Linked DNA regions of Homo sapiens: all the other regions are linked to region 2. Evidence: chromatin contacts called from ENCODE Hi-C or POLR2A ChIA-PET data. All regions are on one chromosome and are shown on one strand. Each heading gives the region's core, a stretch centred on a gene start or an enhancer-like site at or near the end of the contact. The rest is flanking DNA. Distances are from core to core; before and after follow the strand shown. Region 1 overlaps MUC5B (mucin 5B, oligomeric mucus/gel-forming). Region 2 holds the start of DEAF1 (DEAF1 transcription factor). Region 3 holds the start of BRSK2 (BR serine/threonine kinase 2).

The links. A loop is a pair of places that touch in the nucleus more often than their neighbours do. ChIA-PET counts read pairs that join two places held with the same protein, here RNA polymerase II (POLR2A). Pooled maps may share reads with other maps.
Region 1: a pooled map shows a loop between it and region 2 (9-fold over the local background). The contact joins the enhancer-like site here to the promoter of DEAF1 in region 2. A Hi-C loop is called at or near these places in 4 of 50 pooled maps. POLR2A ChIA-PET finds 5 or more read pairs at or near these places in 2 of 52 experiments (Panc1 and activated CD8-positive, alpha-beta memory T cell).
Region 3: a map of CD8-positive, alpha-beta T cell shows a loop between it and region 2 (20-fold over the local background). The contact joins the promoter of BRSK2 here to the promoter of DEAF1 in region 2. A Hi-C loop is called at or near these places in 3 of 168 maps with a recorded cell type or tissue (CD14-positive monocyte, CD4-positive, alpha-beta memory T cell and CD8-positive, alpha-beta T cell), 3 of 37 single-sample maps with no recorded cell type and 17 of 50 pooled maps. POLR2A ChIA-PET finds 5 or more read pairs at or near these places in 1 of 52 experiments (B cell).

What each region holds. Positions count from the first base shown.
Region 1 is chr11:1,260,927-1,264,813 of GRCh38, reverse strand. It overlaps MUC5B (mucin 5B, oligomeric mucus/gel-forming), which reads right to left. Exons shown (of 49, transcript NM_002458.3): 49 at 2,642-3,425. The coding sequence ends at 3,206. Among named protein-coding and RNA genes, the nearest start is that of MIR6744, 6.3 kb to the right of the region's middle. RefSeq lists enhancers at 152-211, 2,106-2,611 and a silencer at 2,175-2,324. Within about 2 kb of position 2,078, at least 26 of the 41 ENCODE cell types and tissues checked have a DNase peak (open chromatin) inside an H3K27ac peak, as active enhancers do.
Region 2 is chr11:693,808-697,515 of GRCh38, reverse strand. It overlaps DEAF1 (DEAF1 transcription factor), which reads left to right and starts at 2,294. Exons shown (of 12, transcript NM_021008.4): 1 at 2,294-2,757. The coding sequence starts at 2,469. TMEM80 (transmembrane protein 80) reads right to left here and starts at 1,700. Exons shown (of 5, transcript NM_001042463.3): 1 at 1,670-1,700. The coding sequence starts at 1,688. RefSeq lists enhancers at 156-695, 1,236-1,775, 1,776-2,317, 2,318-2,857 and silencers at 1,303-1,722, 2,223-2,522, 2,533-2,652, 2,673-2,922.
Region 3 is chr11:1,388,119-1,391,823 of GRCh38, reverse strand. It overlaps BRSK2 (BR serine/threonine kinase 2), which reads right to left and starts at 1,890. Exons shown (of 20, transcript NM_001256627.2): 1 at 1,449-1,890. The coding sequence starts at 1,539. RefSeq lists a silencer at 2,124-2,493.

The sequences.
Region 1 (3,887 bases), core at 829-3,328, 570 kb before region 2:
GCCATGTGGAACTGTAAGTCCAATTAAACCTCTTTTTCTTCTCAGTCTTGGGTATGAAGACAGTGTGAAAACGGACTAATACATCCCCATGATCCCCACATGTCATGGGAGGGACACTGGGAGTGATTGGATCATGGGGGTGGTTTCCCCCATGCTGTTCTCGTGATAGTGAGTGAATTCTCACGAGATCTGGTGGTTTCCTAAGCATCTGGCATCTCCCCTGCTAGGTCTCATTCTCTCTACTGCCACCTTGTGAAGAAAGTGCCTGCTTCTGCTTCACCCTCCACCATGATTGTAAGTTTCCTGAGGCCTCCTCAGCCAGGCAGAACTGTGAGTCAGTTAAACCTCTTTTCTTTATAAATTACCCAGTCTCAGGTATTTCTTTGTAGCAGTGCGAGAATGGCCTCATACAAAAAGTTTTGGGCCCCCCTCTCAGCACTTCCCAAATGTTTCCTTTTCGGGATATCTGCTGGCTTTGCAGATGATTTAGTTTCTTGTTTTCAATTGCTGCTATTTTAAAGTTTCTTTCTATCATTGTCACAGTTTCTGTGTCTGTAGGGGAAGACAGGCCCACTTTTCCATCTGGAAACCAGAAATCCCTTTTAAAACGTCTTTAAAGTCTAAGTAACATTGGTTTGTATTCACTGTGTTTATTTATTTATTTAATTTTAATTTTTATTTTTTTTGAGACGGAGTCTCACTCTGTCACCCAAGCTGGAATGCAGTGGCGCGATCTCGGCTCACTGCAAGCTCTGCCTCCCGGGTTCACGCCATTCTCCTGCCTCAGCCTCCTGAGTAGCTGGGACCACAGGCGCCCGCCACCACGCCTGGCTAATTTTTGGTATTTTTAGTAGAGATGGGGTTTCACCGTGTTAGCCAGGATGGTCTCGATCTCCTGACCTCGTAATCCGCCCGTCTCAGCCTCCCAAAATGCTGGGATTACAGGCATGAGCCACCGCGCCTGGCCCACTGTGTTTATTTTTATAGTTACTTGCTCTGGGGCATTGCAGAGCCCTGTGGTTTTGAGTGTGGCCTCGACTTGGGCTGCCTGGATGTGAGCCCAGCTTTCCCCCTGACAGAACCACACCTTTTCATTGCTTTGTGCCTCAGTGTTCCCATCTGTGGAGTGGGAGACACAATAGCAGACACCACACAGGGTATTGTCAGGATTGAATGATACGGTTCTGGGGCACAGAGACAGCACAGCATGGGCCTCTGAGAGGGGTGCTTGTACCCATACACCGACATAAATGGGTCTAAGGAAACCATCGCACCATGGGAATGACTGAGGTTTCGGAAACCATTTGTTTACACGTGGCGGAATGCAGACCCAGGTCAGGCAGTGACCTGGCGCAACCTCCAGACAATCAGCCTCGGAGACGCAGGGTAAACCTATAGAAGCTCACCCCAGTGGTGACCAACCTAGCCCACCGCCCACCAGAGCCCACCTGCAACCTTGTCAGGCCCCTGCCTATCTCCAGCCCAGTCCTGGGGTGGCTGGCCCTGCTGGGCCTCGGCAAGGAGGGCAGGAGAGGCTGGAGCTCTGGAGCGCTGGCAGGGGCCTGGCTGGGCCCCCAGGAGCTGGGAGCTCTGTAAATGTACAGTGTGATGGCATCACTTCCTGGGCAGGGCAGGACCCACCCAAGGGCACAGGGCAGAGGCAGGCCCCGGTGTGGGGAAGGCCCCGCTCTGCACCCACACCACAGGCTTCTGCAGCCAGGCACGAGCATTGCTTTTGTCTCCCCAGGCCACGGTCTGCCTGTAGCCACCCCCTGCCCAGTAGGAGGTCATTTTGTGTCCAAAGCTCCCTGCATCCTGCTATGCCTAGGTCCTGGCTGGCACCACCTTCACTGTCTTCCCTGCCCACACCTGCAGCCCCAGCTGCTGACCCCACCCATCCCACAGGCTCCCCGATACCCTGCTGTCTGCACCGGGTGCTCTCTGCTCTGGACAGAGCAATAGAAAGGAAGGGCAGAAAGCCCTGCCCGTGCGTGTGGAGGCGGGACAGGAGGTGGGACAGGAGGCGGGACAGGAGGCGCGACAGGAGGCGGGACAGGAGGCGGGACAGGAGGCGGGACAGGAAGCCAGCAAGCTCACGTGTCGCTTGCGTAGCAAGTGCCCCAAGGAAAGCATTCCCGGAGAGGTGCGCGTGGAACAGGGTGAAAGGCGGCCCCGCAGGGCCCAGCACCAGCCTGGGAGCATTGCACCTGGCTCCGTGCACCTGCCCTGGGGGGCAGCTGCCTCCCCGCTGACCGGGCCTGGTCGCCTGCTTGCCCCACTGACTGCCTCCATCTTCCTACATGAGCTGGTTTCCTCACACAATCCCCTACACTGGAAATAACAGCCGGGGTGACCTCTGAGTCCTGGCGGCCCCCTGCCCCCTGTCCCCTGGGCAGTGCTCCCACAGCCCAAGACTGACTCTCGGGGTGCCCACAGGGGCATGTGGATGACCAAGCGGCTCCTTGTCCCCCACCCTGCCTGGCCTTCCCAGAGGCTTCCTGGTCCTTCAGTGGCTGCTGGGGGTCCTGGACTGCCCCCCGGATGTGTCCTCCAGCCTGCAGGCCCCAGGCAAGCAGCCCACAGAGGACCTGGACAGCCTGGGAAAGACGGTAGGCAAGAAAAGACGTCAGGACAGGAAACGTACTCAATGCTCAGGGTTTATTTGCAAAACTGGGCTGGGTTGAGCAGAGGGGGCTTTGGGATGCTGACCCCTCTCTGACCTGGCCGTTGCGACCTCAGCCCTGAGTTACCCTGCAGCAGGCATGGACAGGCGGCCGCCTTGCCTGTCGCAGCTTCCTGGCAGCAGCTGGCCTTGCCTGGACCAGCCTGTCTGCCCCAGCGGCCGGACGTGGCCAGCTGGAATCCGTGCTGCGCGGGCGCTCCGGCCGTGGCAGGGACACATAGGCCCGCACATGCTTAGTTTGTTCCAGGGCGTCCCAGTGACATCAGGGAGGGGCAAGGCCAAGGTGGGCCACAGGCTCTCCCAGGGTAGGACTCCTGAGTGGCGCCCTCCCGAAAGGGGTCCTGCTGGCCCCTCACCCTTCTGGGGCCGGTTTCACCCACGGGGTGGGCAGCAGGAGCACGGAGCGCGGGGTGCCACACACAGGCCGGGGGGCTCCGCAGAGGAGGCCCAAGGTTTTCATGATCAGACAATGCACATCCTGGCTCCAGGTGGACAGAGCATGGGGATGGAGGCAGAACGTTCTCAGACAGCAGTGGCCTCCTGGGCCGGGAAGCCACGGGTGTGTGGGGGAGCCATGGGCGCAGGGACACAGAAGGGCGTGCAGCCACACTCATCCACGTGGGTGTAGGTGTGCAGGATGGCTGAGCCGTTAGGACAGTGCAAGGGCACCGTCTCCTCGTGGACCCGCCTCTCCTGGCAGCAGGTGCACTGGTGCTGCATGGCCTGGGCCTCTGCTGAGTACCTGTGGACGCAGGGTGGCCCTCACATCAGCCACCTTGGCCCCGCCGTTTCTCTGCCCAGCCATGGTGACACATGGGCCTCTGGGGTCCTGGGCCAGACGGCCGCCCCCTTCTGTCCACAGTGGCCTGCTCTGTGGGCACGTGAGGCTTCACCTTCTCAGGATGGGGCAGCTCTGGGCCCCCAGGGTCCCTTGGCTCCCGGCTCTGTCTTCTGTGGCCTGCACTTCCCCTGTCTGAACCAGCTCCTCCAATCCTGCTGACCCTAAGCAGCCCTTGACCCTTCCTCCTGCCTCTTCTAGCTAAGGGTCAACCCTTCTGGCCCCTCCTGCTGACAGCCAACCACAGTGGCAAGCCATGGGGGGCTTCACAGAAGGCTCTGGTTCCACCCACCCTCCCCAGGGGGACACCTGGACCTGGGTTCGCAGCGGGGAGCTCTGTGCCATGTGGCTCGGCTCAGCCGGGCC
Region 2 (3,708 bases), core at 1,045-3,544:
TAATAATTAATATGAAGGGCGGCTATAACCAGATACGCTGTTCTAACAATTCCAGACCTGCAGGAGCTCATTCTGACCGAACGTAGCCTTGGCTTTCAGGACAACATTTTTTGTCAGTGACTTACTATAATCACAATGTGGCTACGAATAGCTGTGTCAGGCAGAAGTTAAACATGGAAGTGAAAGAGAACAAGTGTTTTCCCTGATGTAATGGACAAGATGTGTTAAGAAATCTTGTTTTGGTATACACTTAGTTTTTTTAGAGACAGGGTTTTGCTCTGTTGCCCAGGCTGGAGTGCAGTGGCCTGATCACAGCTCACTGCAGTCTCAACCTCCTGGGCTCCAGTGATCCGCCAGCCTCAGCCTCCCACGTAGCTGGGACCACAGGCTCCCTGAGGTAATTTTTTTTTTTTTTGAGACAGAATTTCGCTCTTGTTGCCCAGGCTGCAGTGCAATGGTGCGATCTTGGCCAACTGCAACCTCCGCACCCCACCCCCCCCACCACCACCACCGGGTTCGAGCAATTCTCCTGCCTCAGACTCTCAAGTAGCTGGGATTACAGGCATGCACCATCACGCCAGGCTAATTTTGTATTTTTAGTAGAGACGGGGTTTCTCCATGTTGGTCAGGCTGGTCTTGAACCCTCGACCTCAGGTGATCCGCCCGCTTTGGCCTCCCAAAGTGCTGGGATTACAGGCGTGAGCTACTGCGCCTGGCCTTCCCCGGGGTAATTTTTAATTTTTTTTTTGTAGAAGGGGGTCTCGCTCTGTCGCCCAGGCTGGAGTGCAGTGGCGCCATCACGGCTCACTGCAACCTCGACCTCCTGGGCTCAAGTGATCCGCCAGCCTCAGCCTCCAGAATAGCTTGGCCCACAGGGGTGCGCCACCGCCTGGCTGATGTTTACAGTTTTTTTTTTATAGAGGGGGTCTTGCTATGTTGCCCAGGCTGGCCTCAAATGATCCTGCAGCCTCGGCTTCCCAAACTGTCAGGCTTACAGGCCTGAGCCACTGCGCCCAACCTAAACTTAATTTTTAACCAAATGAAAATACACAAAACAAACCTGGTTACTAGAGGCTGTCCTGCCTATGGAGTAGCCATTCTTTATTCCTTCAAAACAATGCACCTAATTACTAGAGAACACGCACGAAGGTTTGGCACTTCAGCGCCCGCGTATGGGAGTTCTGGCTGTACCCACAGACAGCAGAAGGCGGCTCCTCTGCAGGATGGCCGATTTACTGCTTTGGTCTGTCCCTTCCTCCTCTCGGAGGCGAGTCTCTCAGGCAGGACGGCTGAGGCACCGGCGCCCGCGATTTTCTTTGGCGAGAGTTCCAAGGCTACCGAAACCCTGCGCCCATCCCGCCCACGTGTCTTCACAAAAACCACGCGCGGGACAAGAGCTGCCGGGGACTGGGGCCCCCAGAGCCGCTCCGCACCCACCCTGCCCGGGGCCAGGCGCCCGCGCGCGGGGGAGCTCTTCGGGGTGCAGGACGCCCGCCACCCAGGCCAGGCCAGGCCGCGCTTCTCGATGGGGTGACGGAGCTGTCTCGCTCACGTAGAGACGGTGGCACGGCCCCGTGAGCGCACCGAAAGCGGAAACCGGATTGTCACCACAGGGAAACGCCGCGCCCGCCGCTGCAAGCCCGGAAGCCCCCACCCCGCCCGAGCTCACCTCGCCGCGGGGCCGCCATCTTACCCGCCCCGCCCGCCGGTCCGTCGCGATCCCGGCAGCCTCTCGGCCCGCGCGCTCGCGCTCCTTCGGCCATTTTCGCGTCTCCTGACGAAGGGGCCCGACCGCGCCGCGTTTCGGGAGCGGACGTCCGAGCCACGGCCGAGGCCCGATTAGTCCGTCCGGCACCGCTCGGGCACTTTCGGAAGGGAAGAGGTGGAGAACCGACGTTCGGGAGCATTCGGCCTCGGGGACATTCGGCTCGTCTCGGCTCGGCCTCGGGCTGACTCGGCTTCCGCCGGCGGCGGGAACGGGCGAAACCCGCGGCACTAAGCTCTCTCTGAGAGGCAGAATTGCGCCGGCCGCCGGCGAGAATCTGCCTAGAGCCGTCCAGCCCTGTCGGCCGGGGACGACAGCCGCCTCAGCCTGTCAGGACAGTGAGGAGAGCAGGGGCCGAGTCTCTCGGAAGCCCTCGTGAGGACTCGGACCTATTCGGACTGATTCGGCTTCCCACTTCGGGGAACTTCGACCCTCCTCGGTTCAGGACTCGGTCTCGGCTCGGCGGCTTCGTGCAGGTTCGGCTCCTACTCGGGCAGCCTCTGTTCGCCTCGGCTCCGCTCCGCGGGCGGACTCGGCTCGGCTCTGCTCGGCGGCTGGCTGCCTTTTCGGTCCCTATTCGGGCGGCGGCTTCGGGCGGCCTCGGCCCAGCTCGGGCGTCCTCTTCGGGCCCCGCTTCGGGCTCCGCGACCGGCGCTTCGGGCGGTCCCGGACGGCGCCTTCGGGAAGGCTCGGCGGAGTCCGGATGGAGGACTCGGACTCGGCGGCAAAGCAGCTGGGCCTGGCTGAGGCGGCGGCGGTGGCGGCCGCGGCCGCTGTGGCGGCGGCGGCCGCGGCCGCGGCAGGAGGCGAGGCGGAGGAGCCGGTGCTGAGCAGGGACGAGGACTCGGAGGAGGACGCAGACTCGGAGGCGGAGCGGGAGACGCCGCGGGTCACGGCAGTGGCGGTGATGGCGGCGGAGCCCGGGCACATGGACATGGGCGCCGAGGCCCTGCCCGGCCCCGACGAGGCCGCCGCTGCCGCAGCCTTCGCAGGCAAGTGCGCCCGCCGGCCTCTCGCCTCGTCCGGTTCCCGCGCGCCTACCCCGCGCGCCTGCCCCGCACAACTGTCCCAGGTGACCAGCCCGCCACACCTGTCCCTCACACCTGCTCCACGTGACCAGCCCGCTCCACCCGCCCTGCACACCTGCCCCTCACACCTGCTCCACGTGACCCGCCCGCCCCACCCGCCCTGCACACCTGCCCCACGTGACTAGCTCACCCCTCACATCTGCCTCTCACACCTGCCCCACCCGCCCCTCACACTTTCCCCACGTACCTGCTCCAGGTGACCAGCCTGCCCCACCTGCCACAAATACCTGCCTCGCACACCTGCTCGACGTTTCCAGCCTTCCCCACCTGCCCCACGTGATCGGCCTGCCCTACCTGCCCCGCACACCTGCCCCACATACCTGCCCCAGGTGACCAGCCTGCCCCACCTACCCCAAACACCTGCCCCGCACACCTGCCCCTGGTGACCTGCCTAGCCTCACCTGACCTGGCCCTGCCCTGCACACACCTGCCCCCTGCCCCCCTTTTCTTTGTGGCAGCCCCGCCTCCTACTGGTCCCCCCTGTGCAGCTCTGCCCCTGCCCTGCCTTCGTCCATCCTGGCTCCCCCCACCTGTCCTGGAGAAGCCCTGGGGTGGGTGGGCACCTGTGGTCACCAGGAACCCCCCACTTCCTGAGGGCCAGTTCAGGCATGACCTGAGCGCTGGGGAGCCAGGGGTGGGCAGCCTGCTGGAGGCCATGATGCCAGAGGTCAGCGTGGCTGTGTGGTGGCCCAGGGGGGCTGCGGAGCCACCTGTGCAGGCTCCCCTCCCAGTCCTCCCTCTTCCTCTTGCCTTTTTCCCTAAGGACCTGCTCCTCCTGCCCCGCTTCCTGTCGGGCTTCCTTTGGGGAGGCTGCTGTGGCTTTCCAGTCCACATTTTTATATAAGCTGCTTATAG
Region 3 (3,705 bases), core at 641-3,140, 690 kb before region 2:
TGTTTCCTTATAATAACATTTTATTGGGACCGTAATTGGATTATCTCACTGACTCCTGCATCCTGCTGCCCTGGGCCCCTCCTTCACCACGGATTTCACACACTAGTTTTTCTTTCCGGGAAAGACGAGAATTTTGAACTCAGGTGACATGGGCTGAATGCCACCTCCTTCTCCAACCCAGGCTGCACCACCCCACCTGCCCAGGTCCTGCCCTGTGGCCAGGGGCCCTTCCGTGCCGTGGCGGGTGGCGGAAGGCTGTGCACCCAAGGTGAGGCAGCTCCCCTGAACCCCTCAGTCTAAACCCCTTCCTGCAGCTCTGCCGTAGTTACATCACAGCCACGGCCCTCCCCCAAGAGCCTGGGCCTGGCCCACTTTCTTTCCCCAACGCCACCTCCCAGCTCCTCCTCTGTGCAGCCGTGAGGGGCTGAGCCTCCACCCTGCACCAGCGCTCTCCTCCTCCTTCCCTCCACCCCTGCCCGCCCGGGTCTAAGGAACTTCTCGGATTGGAAGGGAGAGGCAGTGCCGTGGGACCTCGGGGACACCAAGAGACAGGCCGGTCCTGAGAGAAGAAAGAAAATGGCTGAGCCCCAGCCTCCACAAAGGCGACTCTGTGAATGTGCCTGACCAGATGAAGGGCTAGCCAAACCCAGCGGGCCGGGGAGAGTTGGCCACATGCGAGGGTAGCTGGGTTGCCTCTGGCCTGGGTTCGGCCCCGCAGGGACCCGGCCTGTTCCCTAGAATGACAGCCAGGCCCCACCGGGAAGCCCCCTCCACCGGCAGGCCGCGGGGCTGCTCCACGGGTCAGGTCCCACGCACTTCTGGTCCCAGCACCAATGGCCTCTCCCTGCCCCGTGGGAATGCAGGTCACAGACGCTCCGCCCGCCCGAGCCCGAGCCGGAGCAGCGCAAGGCGCTGTCCAGCCCTCTGCAGGTCCCCGCACTCTCCCGCCCCCACCGCGGAGGGAGATCGGGCCTGCCCGGAGGCCCCGGTGGCCGGCGCGCGGAGGTGGGAGTCCCGCCGGGGGCGCAGCTGCTCGGGCAGCACGCCTATTAGCGCGGCCGCGGCAGACGGCAGATGGGCGCCCGCGCGGCCCCCTCCTCCCGCGGCACAATGGGCCCGGTCGCTGGGGCGCACAATGCGGCCCGGGCCGCGCACCTGCAGCGGGGCCCGAGGGGCGCCGTCCCGTGCGCCCCTGTCCGCCTGCGCGCCCCGCGCCGCGCCGCGTGTCCTTGGGCCGCGCCCGGCCGACCGCAGCCAAGCGGCCTGCGGGATCCGCGGCGGAACCGGGGCGCACGAGCGGACGGGGGCGCACGGGCCGCCCATTGTTCGCGGCCGGGGCCCGGGCCGGGCCTGCGGCTTCGCGGCCGGGGCCTCCCTCGGGCGCCCCCCACCCAGCGCGCTGCCAGCGCGGCCTCCCCGGCCCCGGTCCCCGCCCCGGCCGCACGCACCTGTCTGCCCCTTGCCCAGCGTCTTCTCCAGCCGGTAGGGCCCAACATACTGCGCGTGCTGCGCGCCGCCGTCCTTCCCCGTCGATGTCATCGCTCTGGGGCCCGGCGCCGGCCAGGGGCGCCCGGGCGCGCGGGCAGGGAGGGGCCGCCCAGCGTCCGCCCGCGTCCGCCGAGTGCCGTCCGCGCCGACCCGGCCGGGGCGCCCCCGCGGGCCCCGCTGCTTCGCGCCGCCCGCGTCCGCCCGCGCCGCCGCCCCCCGCGTCCACTCCGACGCGGCAGTCCGAGGCCTGGCCCGCGGCGACGCCTCCGCCTCGTCGAGAGGACAGGGCGGGCGGGGGCACCTGGCTTCCGCCGCCGCCGCCGCCGCCGCCGCCGAGGCCCGCGCCCCGCGCCCCGCGCCCCCAGCGCACGCCCGTCAGCGGCCGCGCAGCCGAGCCGAGCCGAGCCGAGCCGAGCCGTGCAGCTGAGCCGAACAGCCGAGCCCAGCAGCCGAGCCGAGCCGAACAGAGCCGAGACGAGCCGAGCCGCGCAGCTGAGCCGAACAGCCGAGCCCAGCAGCCGAGCCGAGCCGAACAGAGCCGAGCCGCGCAGCCGAGCCATGTAGCCAAGCCGAACAGCCGAGCCCTGTAGCCAAGCCGAACAGCCGAGCCGAACAGCGGAGTCGAGCGCAGCTGAGGGGAGCCGAGCCGGGCCGCGCAACGGAGCCGAGTCGACACGAGCCTGTACGAACGCAGCGGGATGCCGTGGCGGCGGCAAGCGGTGCCCGCGCCGGCCAATCAGCGCCTCCCCACCCCGCCCCGCCGCTACGAGCGCTCGGGGAGACTCTAGGGGGCGAGGCGAGGCCAGGGCGAGGCCGGGACCTGGGAGCCTCCAGCCCGCCGGCTGCCACGTCCGGTCCCACCAGGCAGCAGAGCTCCCGCTGCCGCCCGACCCGCCATTAAGGCGCATCCCGGGACGGAGCAGGCAGTGGGCCCATGGCGAGGGGGTGCAGATGGCTGCCCTGGACGGGGGTTTTACCCTGCAGGGCGTGACCCCGGGTGTCCCAAAGAGTTTCCCGCCCCTCGAGGGGGTGCTGCACGCGCGGGGGATGGGGATGCTGCCCTGGAGGGGGGCGAGTGTTGCATGCGGGGCGGGAGTGCTGTACTGGGGAGAGGTGCTGTATTCGGGGCAGGGGTGCTGCACACATGGGGGGTGCTGCACGCCAGCGAGGGGCATGCTGCGCTGGAGGGGGCGGGTGTTGCATGCAGGGCGCGGATGCGGCACACGTGGCGGGGGGGCTGCATGGGAGTCTGTGGGGCTACTGCACGCGGGCGTTGTCCAAGCAGAGATTGTGCACCCCCAGGGAGGACGTGGCCCTCCGCCTCCGCTCCCGAGGGAGAAGCGGCGGTTTTCCCAGTTATGCCACAGTGACCTGCGCGGCGCGGAGTCAAGGAACTCACCTGGGATCCGGCCGCAGCGCCCTGGCGCCTCCCGGCCCTTGCTACCGACCCCTCTTTCAGGTTGAGCAGCTGGGCAGGGGTTGCCGGGAGCAGCCTTTGGAGGTCTAAACACAGGCAGCCGAAGAGGCAGCCAGACCTGGACGGACCCTCTGTTTCTTTGCAGAAAAACACTGGTATTTCCTTAAGCCCGTGCTGCAGAAGGTGGTGGGAGGGGAGAGGTGAGGGAGACCCGGAACGCTGCAGAAGTGGGGGTCCCAGATCTTGCCCGTGTATGGTCTGCGGGCAACGTTTCCCCTGCGGGCTCTGCCACACACTGCTGCTGACCGTGGTCCGCTCCCCACGCTGGTAAGCCCGTATGAGCTCAGGAAACTGCGGGGTCTTCCCAGTGCGCCCTCCTGCTCTTTGGGCTGTCTGTATTTCCAGCTGGGGAGGGGAGTGGGCCCCAAAGCACCTGTCCACTCTCGGCCTGCACCCGCCCGCCCTGCTTCCCTTCAAATGCTGTGGACTAAGGGTCCTCCCTACCCAATTCTGGGGCCTCTGAGCATGAGCAATCAGGGCCCCACCAGTGGGGGCAGGGGAGGGGGGCTGAGAGCATGGGACAGAGGCAGAGGGCACTCCCCTTTCCCCCGCTGCTGCTGCTGTGAGTGGGGACAGCAGACATTTTTAGCTGAATGTAGACTGGGACCTCCAGCTGGAGAAACTGTCAAGCAGTGAGGTCTGGCTGGAGGCTGACTGGGAGTGGTCTGGTCCAGGTGCCAACAGAGGCCGAGGGTGTGCAGGAGACCAGGAGAGGGCGTCAGGCCACAGCCAGAGGGCAG